Linked DNA regions of Homo sapiens: region 2 is linked to region 1. A link is a contact called in ENCODE POLR2A ChIA-PET data. All regions are on one chromosome and are shown on one strand. The core of a region is the stretch at or near the end of the contact, and the rest is flanking DNA. Distances in the headings are between cores, read along the strand shown.

Region 1 (7,079 bases), core at 1,350-3,849:
TTAGTTTAAGACATAGATGTTTGATGGTTAAAGATTCAAGTCTGGGCTTCTCATATCTTCAGATAAGTTTCAGATCTTTTCTTTCATGACAGCCATTGCTGCCACTTATTCCTCCATGTGGCCTTTGTGAATGGTCATTTTTGGGGTGAGCCCTCTCATCACTGCAGCTTTGAGCTAAACATCCATCAGGAGAACCCCTTTCCACAGCCATGATAGGAAAATCCTATTGGGACTTTCAAAATTTTGTGCCAGTTACTAAAAAAAAATCTTTGGATAGGTAAAGATATTTTCCGCTAAATGATTCCTAAGATTGGATGCCCAATTGAAGCTATCTGAGTGATGTCATGTGAGGAAATGAAGCATATCAAGTTCAACCATGTGCTTAAGACTGCTTCATTGTTTCTACATTGGATTCCTGGAGCATTATCTCACACCAACTAGTATCACTTCATTACTACTTCATTTGTCTCTCTAGTTATCCTTTAACCTTGTCTTTTGCCTTCCCTGCAGTGAGAGGGTGCACTGGTCTTATTAACTTCATTCATTCATTTAACCAATATTTATTTGCACTTACGATATGCACTGGGGCTATGATGAAGATGAAATGACAGTTTCTGCTCTCGAAGACTCATAGGTGCAGGAGAGATAGGCAGGTAATTCCAATGCAATATCAGGGCCACTGTGATGAAGGAGATATGACTAATGAAAGCAGAAAGAAAAGAATGCTGTATGCCTGTATAGGGGGCACCCAGGGAAGGCTTCCCCAGAGAAAGCAGTGGTTAGCCAAAACTAAAAGTAACTAGGAATTTTCCAAGTGAGAGAAACTTTGGATGATAGGAAATTTCCTTCTAGGAATTATGGGCTGGCTTATTCAAGGAATAGTGAGGTGTTTGGGATGGCTGAGGCTTAGCATGTGGGAAAGAATGGTAGAAGATGAAGCAGGATGAGTGGGCAGTTACTCCTTTTTAATGGCAAAGTATGTTTAGATTTTATCTTACAGGGAACATGAGTAATGGAAAAATTTTAAGAAGGATAATGGCAAGAACATATTTGCATATGAGAGATAATTATTTTAGCATTTGGAAGATGGATTTTTAGGAAAGGGTGAGACTAGAGGCCAGACAATTAATAGATGACCGATAATAGTAAGTGCTGCCGCCAGACTAAAATCCAGATATCCTGGCTCCAAATCAGGAGGTCTCAACCACTATCTAGGTTGCCTTTCTTGTGCAGAGTTCATGAATAGAGTTCAGGAGGCAGTTTACTTGGGTTCAAAACCCTGTTCTGACCCTTAGGGGTGGTGAAATTATTGAAGGATCACTTAATCTTTCTTTGTTTCAGTCCCCTCATCTGTATAATGGGGAGAATACAAATATAGTACAACCTCATGATGTGTGTGTGTGTGTGTGAAGATTAAGTGGATAAATATTTATAAAGTTCTAATAATTGTGCTTGGCAAATAGCAACCACTGTGTAAATGTTGGCAGTGATGATGATGATGCTGGTGGTGATGGTGATGATGATAATGATGTAGGCAACTTTGTCCCACAGCAGGTCCTAATGGAGGGAACTCAGCGGGATGTCCATTCCTGGAAACTGTGAGAACTGATCAGTTACTCTGGATAGGAAAGAGATAGGAATTCTCAAATTCTCACTATGACCTTCACAGTCTATTGGCAGTGAGGTCTTCAGTGAGTTTCCAGATCTAGGTCCACCCATATCTAGAAGCAAGTTGAGCTTTCTCAAAAGGCAATACAAATGATTACTGACTATCTCCTGTTGCAGGGTTCTCAAACATTGGAATGCATCAAAAACATCTGAAGAGTTTGTTTAAACATAGATTTCTGCATTCCAACTCCAGAATTTGTGATTCAATAGATCCAGAGTAGGATCCAAGAATTTGCTCTTCTAACACATTTGAGGGTGATGCTGATGCTGCTGGTCCTGTCTGGGGTCCACACTTGGAGAACTCCTGCCCTGTTATGTGCTCTACTACCTTGCATTAAAGAAAATGAATAAGACTCAGTGTTCCTGGCTTCCTGCTTCCTCCCAAACTGTCTGCTGAGCAACCCCTGATTTCCTCACTGTTTCAGAAGCACTGGCTCTGTAGGCTCCCAGGATGTGTGTGCTGCATGGATCTCTTCTCATCTGTATAACCTCATCCGTGTAACTAAGAGATTGAACCAAATCCCCAGGCCCACTGAATAAGAAATCAGAGTTAAGGCCCCCATGGGAGAGGTGGGTACCTCAGAAGCCAATCTCGTGTGATCCTGCCTTTCATTTCTCTATTGCCCCACTGGAATCATTTGTTGTTGAAGTGTCTATGGCTCTGTGTTTGTGAAGAAAACAGGCAACTCTCTCTGACATTTTCAGCTGTGATTTTGATTTTCCATTCCATAGTTAACTAGTTTAAAGGAGCACAAACCAAAGGTTGTCACCATCGCTAATCTTTGCAATGATTAACTAATTAACATAGTGATTGCAAAATGAACTATTTTCACAACTCAGTGATTCTGATAACTGTGGTTAGCTTGGGTATCATGTGTGTGTGTACATATGTGTGTGTGTGTGTGTGTGAGAGAGAGAGAGCGAGAGAGAGAGATTCTCTAACTCTGATTTCCAGGATTGGCTCCTGTCACTTGGCACCCTTGCTGACTGCACCTGTTTGCAACATTGGGCTACAGGAGGAGTCCTGGAATGGAAGCCTGATGAAAATGACTGGGTAATTCTTAGGATGAAATAGAAGAAGAAATGTAAGACATTTGGAGTTGGCAAGCAGGCACCCTACCAGTTTTGAGATGGGGCAGGTAGGATTTCAATGGCATGTTACATAACCATCCTCTAAAGGGACAGAATGTACATTTCAGTGGCAGAAAAAGAAAAGCACTCTGTTCTACTATGGTTAATTGTTATTAATAATTTAAATGTTGCTTTATCATATTACATATTTCTGCTTACATCCAATGACTTACATAAAAAAATCCTTAGATCCTAGATTTTTGGACTAAGTAATCTTTTTTTAAAAAAAAAAAAAAAAAGCATAAAAGCTCTAATTGAATCCTAGCAAATTTTTGTATTGGGATTTATTACACTGTCTCTTTTTGAAGCTTTCAAATATATTAGGATAATAAAAATAAATATTAATCTTAGCAACATACTGGTGATGGTGGCAGACCATCTGTATTTAGTAGTGGCAAATACCGAGTTCCTACTAGGTCAAGGTATAGCACTAGGTCCTGGGGTGGTTAAAAAAATGTTCTTGCCTTTTTACCAGTTAATAAAGAGATTAAACAATTACACATTTGTAATGCAAATTGAATATTTAAAATATCCAATAGATACATAATGCTATGGAGGTTGAGCAAAGGCAGTGCTTTTATCTGATTGTGAGGATTTGGAGGAATCCTAGGGAAGGGTGTGGAGTACAGAGTTTTGACAGGAGTGACTGGAGGAGGGGCCATCTATTCTGGAGTAAAGAAAGGTGATATTTTGGCTCTGTGCAGAGTCACTGAAGGACAATTATGATGAAGCTGGTTCTTGAAATACTTCTTGTTCCCACCAGAGGCTGTCTAGTGACTCCCACAGATGTCTTGTCTTGGAAGATGTGTTATACCAGGCCGGGCATGGTGGCTCATGCCTGTAATCCCAGCACTTTGGGAGGCCGAGGTGGGTGGATCACCTGAGGTCAGGAGTTCGAGACCAGCCTGACCAACATGGAGAAACCCCGTCTCTACTAAAAATACAAAAATTTAGCCAAGTGTGGTGGTGCATGCCTGTAATCCCAGCTACTTGGGAGGCTGAGGCAGGAGAATCGCTTGAACCGAGAGGTGGAGGTTGCAGTGAGCTGAGATTGTGTCATTACACTCCAGCCTGGGCAACAAAAGTGAAACTCCATCTCAAAAAAAAAAAAAAAAAACAAAAAAAGAAGATGTGTTATACCTTAGAACTCACTCTGTGTGAAATGACTGTCACATAGTGAGAGGCTGTCACAATGGCCAGGCTTCAAGATGGGTTCATTTCCTCCATTCTCTTGTGCTCTCCTTAAATCATTCCAAGTGTCAAAATTAGTGTTTTCAGAGGAATTGACATGTCAACTGGTAGCTTATTGAAACTGGTTGTCATTACAATAAACGTTGCTAGCATTACAATAAGCCTAGAAATACTGGGCTTCTGCCATCTCTCAGAATGAGAGTCAGGTAGGTGTGAAAGTGATTAAGAAAGCTTTGTATTTAGGGCTGGGGAGGCATTGGCCATACAGTGCAAAGAAAGTATAAGTGAAGGGATGTGAGATATAGAGGTCATCAGGGTTGAAGCTGAAATGTTGGTGTTGCTTTTTAGAAGTGAGGTTTGTCTGTGGTAAGCATGTTTTTTATGACCAACATTTTTGCTATGTAAAGCTTAGTAAAAGCTTTTCCTACATAATATGTGAGTGAGATCACTTCAGAAGTAACTCAGGAAATTCTTTTTCCCATAAAAGTTGGGACTGAGATTGTTTCTGGCCATTCCCCACAAAGGAGTGATGTAGTTTACAGAAGAAATGGTTTAGAGGATAACTATAAATCCCCACAAAACTTGTTGTTTTCATCCATATCACCAGGAAGACACTCAGCAGCACATTTCTGCCTTGAATCAATTCCCAGTAGAGTTAGAAGACCAAACTACTGCAGGCTGAAAAGCACCTGAATGGTGGACATTGTGTCAAGAAAGGTGGTGAACCCTACTCTCGGACTGAGGTGGAGGCAAGGATAAGTGTGCATTCTTCAGAAAAGGCTCCAGGGATCATCTGGAAGAAGAGAAGTTATGGGTCATACTTTACCATCTCAGGCTTGTGGACATTGCTCATATTTATGTAACAAAGTCTTTATATCAATATTAGCTTTTCTATGTACCAATTTGTTTCTAATTTAAAACAAGCAAGTATAGAAACTTATTATTGACTAGTCTTGGCTACTAAATATGTCTTTAGGTGCTCTTCATGGAGGTAGAGTGAGTAAGAAACAACAACAACAACAACAACAACAACAAAAGATGGGGCACTACCAGACACCAGTCTTTCCCATTAACTCTTTCTGCACTTCACCTTAAGGCTTAAATGTATTCTCTAAGCTTCACTTAATTTTTTTAATGCAAACATCCAGTGTTGGTGCTTCTTTTTACTAATTTGATAGTGATGTTAGAAATTATTGTGTATCACTCTAAGATACTTTCTTAAAAGATAGACTAGTTTTAGAGTAGTTTTAGTTAGGTTGAGTGGAAGATACAGAGATTTCTCATATACTCACTGTCCCCACATATGCAGTTTCCTCTATTATCAACATCCTCTCTGCATCCATCCACAGGGTACATTTGTTACAATTGATAAATATACATTATTATCACCCAAAGCTCATAGTTTACATTAGGGTTCACTCTTGGTAGTGTACATTTTATAGGTTTGGGCAAATGTATAATGACATGTATTTGTCATTATAGTATCACAATGAGTAGTTTTACTGTCCTAAAAATCCTCTGTGCTCTGCCTTTTCATGCCTCCCTCCTCCCTAACCATTGATTATATTACTATCTCCATTGTTTTGCCTTTTATAAAATGTCATATAGTTGAAATCTAACAGTATATAGCCTTTTCAGATGGGTTGATTGATGGCTTGTTAAATCAATCAATAGACCTATGTTGATCTTTAGATTCTTACATCTCGACAATATTGAGTTTCCCTATCCATGAACATAGAATGTCTCTCCACTCATTTAATTCTTTGATTTCTTTCATCAGAGTTTTATAGTTTTTCTCAAATAGATCTTGTAAATATTTAGTTAAATATATATCTAAGTATTTCATTTTGGGGGGACCACACTGAATATAATTCCTTTATCTGGATGTACCACAGTTTATTTATTTATTTATCTACTTAAGGAAATCTTGGTTGCTTCCAAGGTTTAACAATCATAAACAAAGTTTCTGTAACCAGCCATGTGCAGGGTTTTGTGTAGACAAAAATTTTTAACTCCTTTGGGTAAATACGAACAAGAGTGATTGCTAGATCATGTGGTAAGAGTATGTTTAATTTTGTAGAAAACTGCCAGACTGCCTTCCAAAGTGGCTGTACCATTCTGCATTGCCAACAGCAATGAATGAGAGTACCTGTTGCTTCACATCCTCACCAGCAATTGGTGTTGTCAGTGTTCTGGATTTGGGCCATTTTAATAGGCATGTATTGGTAGCTCCTTGTTTGAATTTGCATTTTCCTGATAACATATAACGTGCAGCACCTGTTCATATGCATGTTTACCATCTGTATATCTTCTTTGGTGAGGTGTCTGTTCTTGTCTTTGGCCCAGCTTTTAGTTGGGTTGTTTTTTTTGTTATTGTTAAGTTTTAAGAGTTCTTTATATATTTTGGATAACATTTCTTTATCAGATATCAGATATATCTTTGCAAATATTTTCTCACAGTCTGTGACTTGACTTTTTATTCTCTTGACAAAGTCCTTCACAGAGAAGAACACTTTAATTTTAATCAAGTTCAGCTTATCAATTCTTTATTTTGTGGATTGTACTTTTGGCATTGGGATACAAAGTGGTGTTTAGATAAAAAGTTATCACCAAACCCAAGGTCATCTAGATATTTTCCTATGTTATCTTCCAGGAGTTTTATGGTTTTGCATTTTACATTTATGTTTGTGATATGTCTTGAGTTCATTTTGTAAAGGGTGTAAAGTCTGCATCTAGGTTATTCTACTTCTTTTTTTTTTTGCATAGGGATGTTCAGTTTTTCCAGCATAATTTGTTGAAAAAATTATCTCTACTACACTGTGTTGCCCTCATCCATTTGTCAAAGGTCAGTTGCCTATATTATATGGGTCTATGTCTGAGCTCTCTATTCTGTTCTGTTTATCTATTTGCCTGTTTTTTTCTCCAATAACATATTCTCTTGATTACTATAGACTTATAAGTCTTGAAGTCAGGTAATATCAGTCCTTTGACTTTATTATTCTCCTTCAATATTGCATTAACTCTGCTGGATGTTTTTGCCTCTCTATATAAACTTTAGAATTAGTTTGTCGATATCCACAAAATAACTT
Region 2 (7,079 bases), core at 2,267-4,766, 770 kb after region 1:
CCCTACCTACCTTTGCCACCTTTTTCCTTTCTCAGGAAAATTCTCTCTTCCCCGGTTACTTGAACTTTTGTAACACCAACTGAGGGGAAGGGTGAGGGGAGGAGAAAGACTGAAGAGGCAGGGGACCAAGGGGAGGACGTGGGCCTAGAGTCTGAGTGAATCACATCCCGAGGTGAGTGTAGGTTGTAGAGGAAGAGATGGGGAAAAAGAGGGGATTTTCCTCTGAGATGCCACATGATGTTCATTTCACCCTGTAGTCTCACCGTGCCCCTCCATAGAGTTAAAAGCCAACCTCATGCTAGGAATTCCTAGCATTTTTAACTCAGGCTTTGACTATACTCCAGAGCTCCAGATCCACTTGGACTTTGTTTAAGAAACATCTCAAATTTACCTTGTCCAAAACAAAGCATTTGTTTAGCACCCCTTAAAAACGTGTTTCTCGGCAGGGCGCAGTGGCTCACGCCTGTAATCCCAGCACCTTGGGAGGCCGAGGCGGGTGGATCACAAGGTCAGGAAATCGAGACCATCCTGACTAACACGGTGAAACCCCGTCTCTACTAAAACTACAAAAAAATAGCTAGGGGTGGTGGTGGGCGCCTGTAGTCCCAGCTACTCAGGAAGCTGAGGCAGGAGAATGGCGTGAACCCGGGAGGCGGAGCTTGTAGTGAGCCGAGATCAAGCCACTGCACTCCAGTCTGGGCTACAGAGTGAGACTCTGTCTCAAAAAAAAACACAAAGACCTGAAGAGTCATCCTTGATTTTTCTCTCTACACTTGTAATAACTCCTTCAGTGAGTGCTGTCAGTGTACCTCCAAATACAGTCGAAATGACCCCGGGGAGTGGGGGTGGGAATTCTATATCAGGAGTATCAAAGTGTGGAACTTAGTAAAGTCCAAATCTGGTAGGCCTCACTCTAGTCTTTCTTCTTAATTTTTTTTAAATCAATACATTGTAACTGTACATAGTTATGGGATACAATTTGATATTTCCATACATCTATGTTGTATAATGATCAAATTGGCATTTAGCATATCCATTACCTTGTGAATTTATCCTTTCTTAGTGGTAAGGACATCCAAAAGTGTCTCTTCTAGCTATTTTGTAATATACAATAATTTACTCTTAACCATAGTCATCTGAATGTGCAACAGAACTTATCCCTCCTCTCTAATTGTAACTTTGTGCGAGTTAACCAACTTCTTCCTATCCTCCCTGCTCCAGTCTTTCTCACCACCCTGGTGGCACTGCTGCAGGGCCAAGGTCATTGCCTGTCTGGACCCCATGTCTAGCAGTCTTCTGAATTAAATGCCTATCCTCCCTTGCCCTTGGTCCACAACTTTATCTTCACAAATATACTATTGAGCAAAAGAGTCCAGACACAAAAGAGGACATATTATATGACTCTATTCATGTAAATTTCAAAAACAGGCAAAGCTACTACCATTGTCGGGTGGTGATGGTGATAATGGGGGGTGGGGAGCAATTGAAAGGAGTTTCAAGGAGTTCCAGTGGCTGGTCATGTTCTGTTTCTTGATCAGACAGTGAAACACAAATGTGTTCACTTCATGAAAATTCACAAGCTATACATTTATGAGTTGTGCTCATTTCTGATTGCATGTCATACTTCAATAAAAAATTTACTTAAAATTTGAAAAAAATTAAGTAATTATTTCAGGCTGAAAATGTTTGTAAACCATTAAGAACATCAAAGTGTCTGCATTTTGAAAATATGTGATTTTATTCTTGGTGCCCATGGAGATTCAAAATGTACCTCTTTTAACAACAAATGAATTTTTCTCCTATAGTACAAAATCACTCTTTTTTTTTTTTAAAAGAAGTCTCGCTCTTGTCTCCCAGGCTGGAGTGCAATGATGCCATCTCAGCTCACTGCAACCTCTGCCTCCCGGGTTCAAGCAATTCTCCTGCCTCAGTCTCTTGAGTAGCTGGGATTGCAGCTGCCTGCCACCATGCCTGGCTAATTGTTTTTTTAGTAGAGATGGGGTTTCACCACATTGGCCAGGCTGGTCTCAAACTCCTGACCTCAGATGATTCACCTGTCTCGGCCTCCCAAAGTGCTGGGATTACAGGCATGAGCCACTGCTCCCAGCCCAATGACTCGTTTTTAATTCAACTAAAATAAAACTAGGAATCAATCACTGTTGAGTAATGGGGATTTGTAAAAACATCTGAAATATGAAAAATGTTACCAAAACTTGGGTAGAGACTGGGGTAGCTGTCAGGACACTTGTGACAGAAGCCAGCACTTGGCCTAGCCTTTCAGAATTACTGTGGGACTTTCACTGAATCAGACTTCCCTTCTTTCTTAAAAGACCCATATGGGGCAACTGTATCTCACCATACATCTTCTTCTCTCTTTTTTTTTCTAGCTAAAATGGAAAGGATGGAACCCGAGATATCTTTGTCTTTGTCTTCCTTGTCTTCCTTGTTGACATTCTTTGTCTTCCTTGTTGACAGCTCCTGCAGGCATCCCCAAACTGATTTGCTGAAGGTGAGAATCTGCCCCCTGAATCACAAAGGGTGGCTGTGCTGCTCACTTAGTCTGTTTTGTGTTGCTGTAACAGGATATCTGAGACCCAGTAATTTACAAAGAAAAGGGGTTCATTTAGCTCATGGTTCTGCAGGCTGGGAAGTACAAGAAGCATAGCATTAGCATCTGCTCTGGTGAGAGCCACATGGTAGGTCCAAACATGGTAGAGAAGGTCAAAGGGGAATTATGAAAAGTCAGAGCCCAATGGCATCTTGGCTTTACCACAACCTATTCTCAAGGGAAGAAATCCATTCTCAGCAATGAACCTAGTCTGGCCAGACAAAGAATTTACTAACTAACAAAAGGGTACCAAGCCATGCATGAGGGCTCTGCCTCCATGACCAAGTACTTCCCACAGGCTTACTTCCCAACCCCGCAAGACAAGGACCAAATTTCAACATGAGTTTTGCTGGGAACAAACAAATCCTACCCAAACCATAGCAGCTGCCAATGACAAAATGAAACCAAGTTTCATAGGGCCCTCTCTGCTCCACATGTAGGCAACTCTGCAGGCATTTGGAGCACCTGTTAGCATGGACTAGAAGTCTAATTGGCCCTTTCTTCCTGTGCAGAGATCCTGGTGCAGGTGGCTCTCCCTGCTTCACCCCTAGGCATATCTTCAGGCATTTGGAGCACCTGCTCTCTTGGTTCAGCAGCCTGAGCCACCCCCACCCTTCCTGTGCATAGACTGTGGTACAGTAGGGCCCCCTCCACTGCAAGCAGATCTCCAGACATTCAAATCACCTTCTTGCTTGGTTCAGCAGCTGAAGTCACCCCACCCCTCCTGTACAGAGATCTTGGTGCAGGGGACTTTTTCTCTGCTTCATGGCCAGGGAGATCTTCAGGACCCTGGAGCACCACTCTCCTGGATTAGGAGTTTAGGCTGACACCCATCCCCATCCAGAGAACTTGGGGCTGAGGAGGTTTCCTAGCTCCATGCCTAGGCACACCTCTAGAAACTTGGTGGCAGCCCACTGGATTCTCCTTTGGCACTGGTGCTTATGCTTGCCATCAGGGGACGTGTAACTGGGCCTTCCAAGTTCGGCTCCACCCATCTTGCCCCACCCCTCCATTCCCTGGAGCTGAGAAGAGAGCTCAGACCACTGTGCATTCCATAAATGAGCCCATTGCCTGAGGCAACAAAGAGCTCCTCTCAGTAAACAAGGATCGGGTATATACCCAGCCATGTTGGCCACAACCAGCTCTTACACATAAGTGACATCTACTGGCTTGTCTGTTTAACTGCACAGCCCCGTGTAATATCTAGAGAGTGTAGGAAGAGGGGAAGGGAAAGAAAAAGAAGAAAAGGCAATAATTTTATAGGGAAAGAAATAAAAACAAAAATCCTACCCACACAAAAATAATTACAAAAATTAGAAGTGCCAGCACTTCCAGATGAGAAGGAATCAGAGCAAGAATTCTGGAACCATGAAAAATCTGAATGTGACAACATCAAAAGATCACAGTAGCTCTCCAGCAATGGTCCCTAACCCAGATGGAAACCCAGAAATTACAGATAAAGAATTCAAAGCATGAATTGCAAGGAAGCTCAATAAGATCCAAGACAAGGTTGAAAATCAACACAGGCCAGGTGCAGTGGCTCATGCCTGTAATCCCAAGACTTTGAGAGGCCAAGGCAGCAGGATCACTTGAGGTCAGGAGTTCAAGACCAGTCTGGCCAACATGGTGAAACCCTGTTTCTACTAAAAATACAAAAAATTAGCTGGGTGTGGTGGCGCACGTGTGTAGTCCCAGCTACTTGGGAGGCTGTGGCAGGAGAATCACTTGAGCTGGGAAGCGGAGGTACCAGTGAGCCAAGATCACACCACTGTACTCCAGCCTGGGTGACAAAGAAAGACTCCATCTAAAAAAAAAAAAAAAAAAATCAGCACAAGGAAACTTCTAAAGTAATCTGGGAAATGAAAGAAGAGATAAAACATCCTAAAAATAAATCAGTCAGAGCTTCTGGAATTGAAAAACTCACTTAGGGAATTTCAAAATACAACTGAAAGTTTTATCAATAGACTGCACCAAGCAGAAGAAAGAATTTCAGAGTTTGAAGACTGGTCTTTTGAACTAACCCACTTACACAAAAATTTTGTTAAAAAGAATTTTTTAAAGATAGTCTTTGAGAAATATAGAATTATGTCAAGTGACCAAACCTATGCATTGTTGGCATTCCTGAGAGACAAGAGAAAAAGTAAACAACCTGGAAAACATATTTGAGGAAATAATTCAAGAAAATTTTCCTAATCTTGCTAGAGAGGTAGACATCTGGATATAAGAAATCCAGAGAACATCTGTGACAAACTATTCAAAATGAACATAACAAAGAAATTAAGTCACTACACTGTCCAAGGTCAATATTAAAGAAAAAAAAATGTTAAAGGCAGCTAAAGACAGAGATCAGATCACATACAAAGGGAACCCTATCATGCTAACAGCAGACTTCTCAGTATAAACCTTACCAACCAAGATAGGCTGGTGGCCTATTTTCAGCATTCTAAAAGACAAGAAATTGTATTTCGCAGAGAAATACAAAAGACTCTCAGAGACTATTATGAACACCTCTGTGCACACAAACTAGAAAATTTAGAGGAAATGGATTAATTTCTGGAAACACACAAGGCCCCAAGATTGAATCAGGAAGAAGTTGAAACACTGGACAGATCAATGTGAAGTTCCAAAATTGAATCAGTCACAAAAAAAGCCCCAGACCAGATGGATTCACAGTTGGGTGAATTCTGCCAGATGTACAAAGAAGAGGTGGTACCAATTCTACTGAAACTATTCCAAGAAAACAAGGAGGAGGATGCCTCCCTAACTCATTCTGTGAAGCCGTCATCACCCTGATACCAAAACCTGGCAAAGACACAATGAAAAAAAGAAAACTACAGGCCAATGTCCCTGATGAACATAGACAAAAATAACTTTAACCAAATCCAACAAAACCAAATCTAACAGCACATCAAAAAACTAATTCACAATGATCAAGTAGGCTTCATTCGTGGGATGCAAGGTTGGTTCAGCTGTGCAAATCAATAAATGTGATTCACCATATAAACAGAATTAAAAACAAAAGCCGTATGATCATCTCAATAGACATGGAGAAAGCTTTTGATAAAAGCTAACATCCTTTAATCGTAAAAGCCCTTAACAAACTAGGCATTGAAGGAACATGCCTCAAAATAATAAGAGCCATCTATCACAAACCCACAGTCAATATCATACTGAATGGGAAAAAACTGGAAGCATTTCCCTTGAGAAAAAGAACATGACAAAGATGCCTACTCTCCTCACTGCTATTCAAAATAGCACCAGAAGTGCTAGCCAGAACAATCAGGTAAGATAAAAAAAAAAAAGACATCCAAATAGTAAAAGAAGAAGTCAAGCTATCTCTCTTTGCTGATGATATGATTCTACACCTAGAAAACCCTAAAGATTCTGCCAAAAGGGCTCTGGAACTTATAAACAACTTCAGTAAAGTTTCAGGATACAAAATCAATGTACAAAATTGGTAGCATTTCTATACACCAATAATATTCAAACTGAGAGACAAATTGAGAATGTAATTTCATTTACAGTAGCCAAAAAAAAAACCCTAAAATACCTAGGAATACATCTAACCAAAGAAGTGAAAGAGTTCTACAAGGAGAAGTACAAAATGCTACTAAAATAAATCATAGTTGACACAAACAAATGAGAAACATTTCTTACTCATTCCTTGCTCGTGGCTATTAAAGTAGCCACACTGCCCAAAGCAATCTACAGATTCAATGCTATTTCTATCAAACTACCAAGGTCATTACTCACAGAAGTAGAAAAAAGCTGTTCTAAAATTCATATGGAATCCCCAAAAAGCCTGACTGGCCAAAGCAAAGCAAAACTAATAAAGCCAGAGATATCATATTACCTGATTTCAAACTATACTACAAGGTTAGGCAACAGTAACTAAAACAGCATGGTATTGGTACAAAAACAGATGCATAAATCAATGAAAAAGATTAGGGAACTCAGAAATAAAGCCACCATCTACAGCCATCTGTTCTTTGACAAAGCTGACAAAAATAAGCAACGGGTAAAAGACTTCCTATTCAGTAAATGGTGCTTGGATAGCTGGCTAGCCATATGCAGAAGAATGAAACTGGACTCCTACCTCTCACCATATACAAAAATTAACTCAAGATTGATTAAAGATTTAAATATAAGACTTCAAACTATAAGGATTCTAGAAAAAGACCTAGGAAATATCATTCTGAACATTGGCCTTGGAAAGAATTTATGACTATGTCCTCAAAACCAATTGCAACAAAAACAAAAATTGACAAGTGGAACCCAATTAAACTAAAGACCTTCTGCAGAGCAAAAGAAACTATCAACAGAGTAAACAGACAACCTACAGGATGGGAGAAAATATTTGCAAACTATGCATTTGACAAAGGTCTAATATCCAGAATCTATAAGGAACTTAAACAATTGAACAAACAAAAACCAAATAACCCCATTCAGAAAGACATGAACAGACACTTCT

What was found. ChIA-PET counts read pairs that join two places held with the same protein, here RNA polymerase II (POLR2A).
Region 2: POLR2A ChIA-PET joins it to region 1 with 10 read pairs in activated CD4-positive, alpha-beta T cell. The contact joins two enhancer-like sites. POLR2A ChIA-PET finds 5 or more read pairs at or near these places in 2 of 52 experiments (activated CD4-positive, alpha-beta T cell and activated T-cell).

Annotation. Positions count from the first base shown.
Region 1 is chr12:46,627,437-46,634,515 of GRCh38, forward strand. All of the region lies in intron 3 of SLC38A4-AS1 (SLC38A4 antisense RNA 1), which reads left to right. Among named protein-coding and RNA genes, the nearest start is that of SLC38A4, 200 kb to the right of the region's middle. Within about 2 kb of position 2,600, at least 3 of the 41 ENCODE cell types and tissues checked have a DNase peak (open chromatin) inside an H3K27ac peak, as active enhancers do.
Region 2 is chr12:47,394,100-47,401,178 of GRCh38, forward strand. No RefSeq gene overlaps it. Among named protein-coding and RNA genes, the nearest start is that of LINC02156, 17 kb to the right of the region's middle. RefSeq lists a silencer at 3,689-3,738. Within about 2 kb of position 3,517, at least 2 of the 41 ENCODE cell types and tissues checked have a DNase peak (open chromatin) inside an H3K27ac peak, as active enhancers do.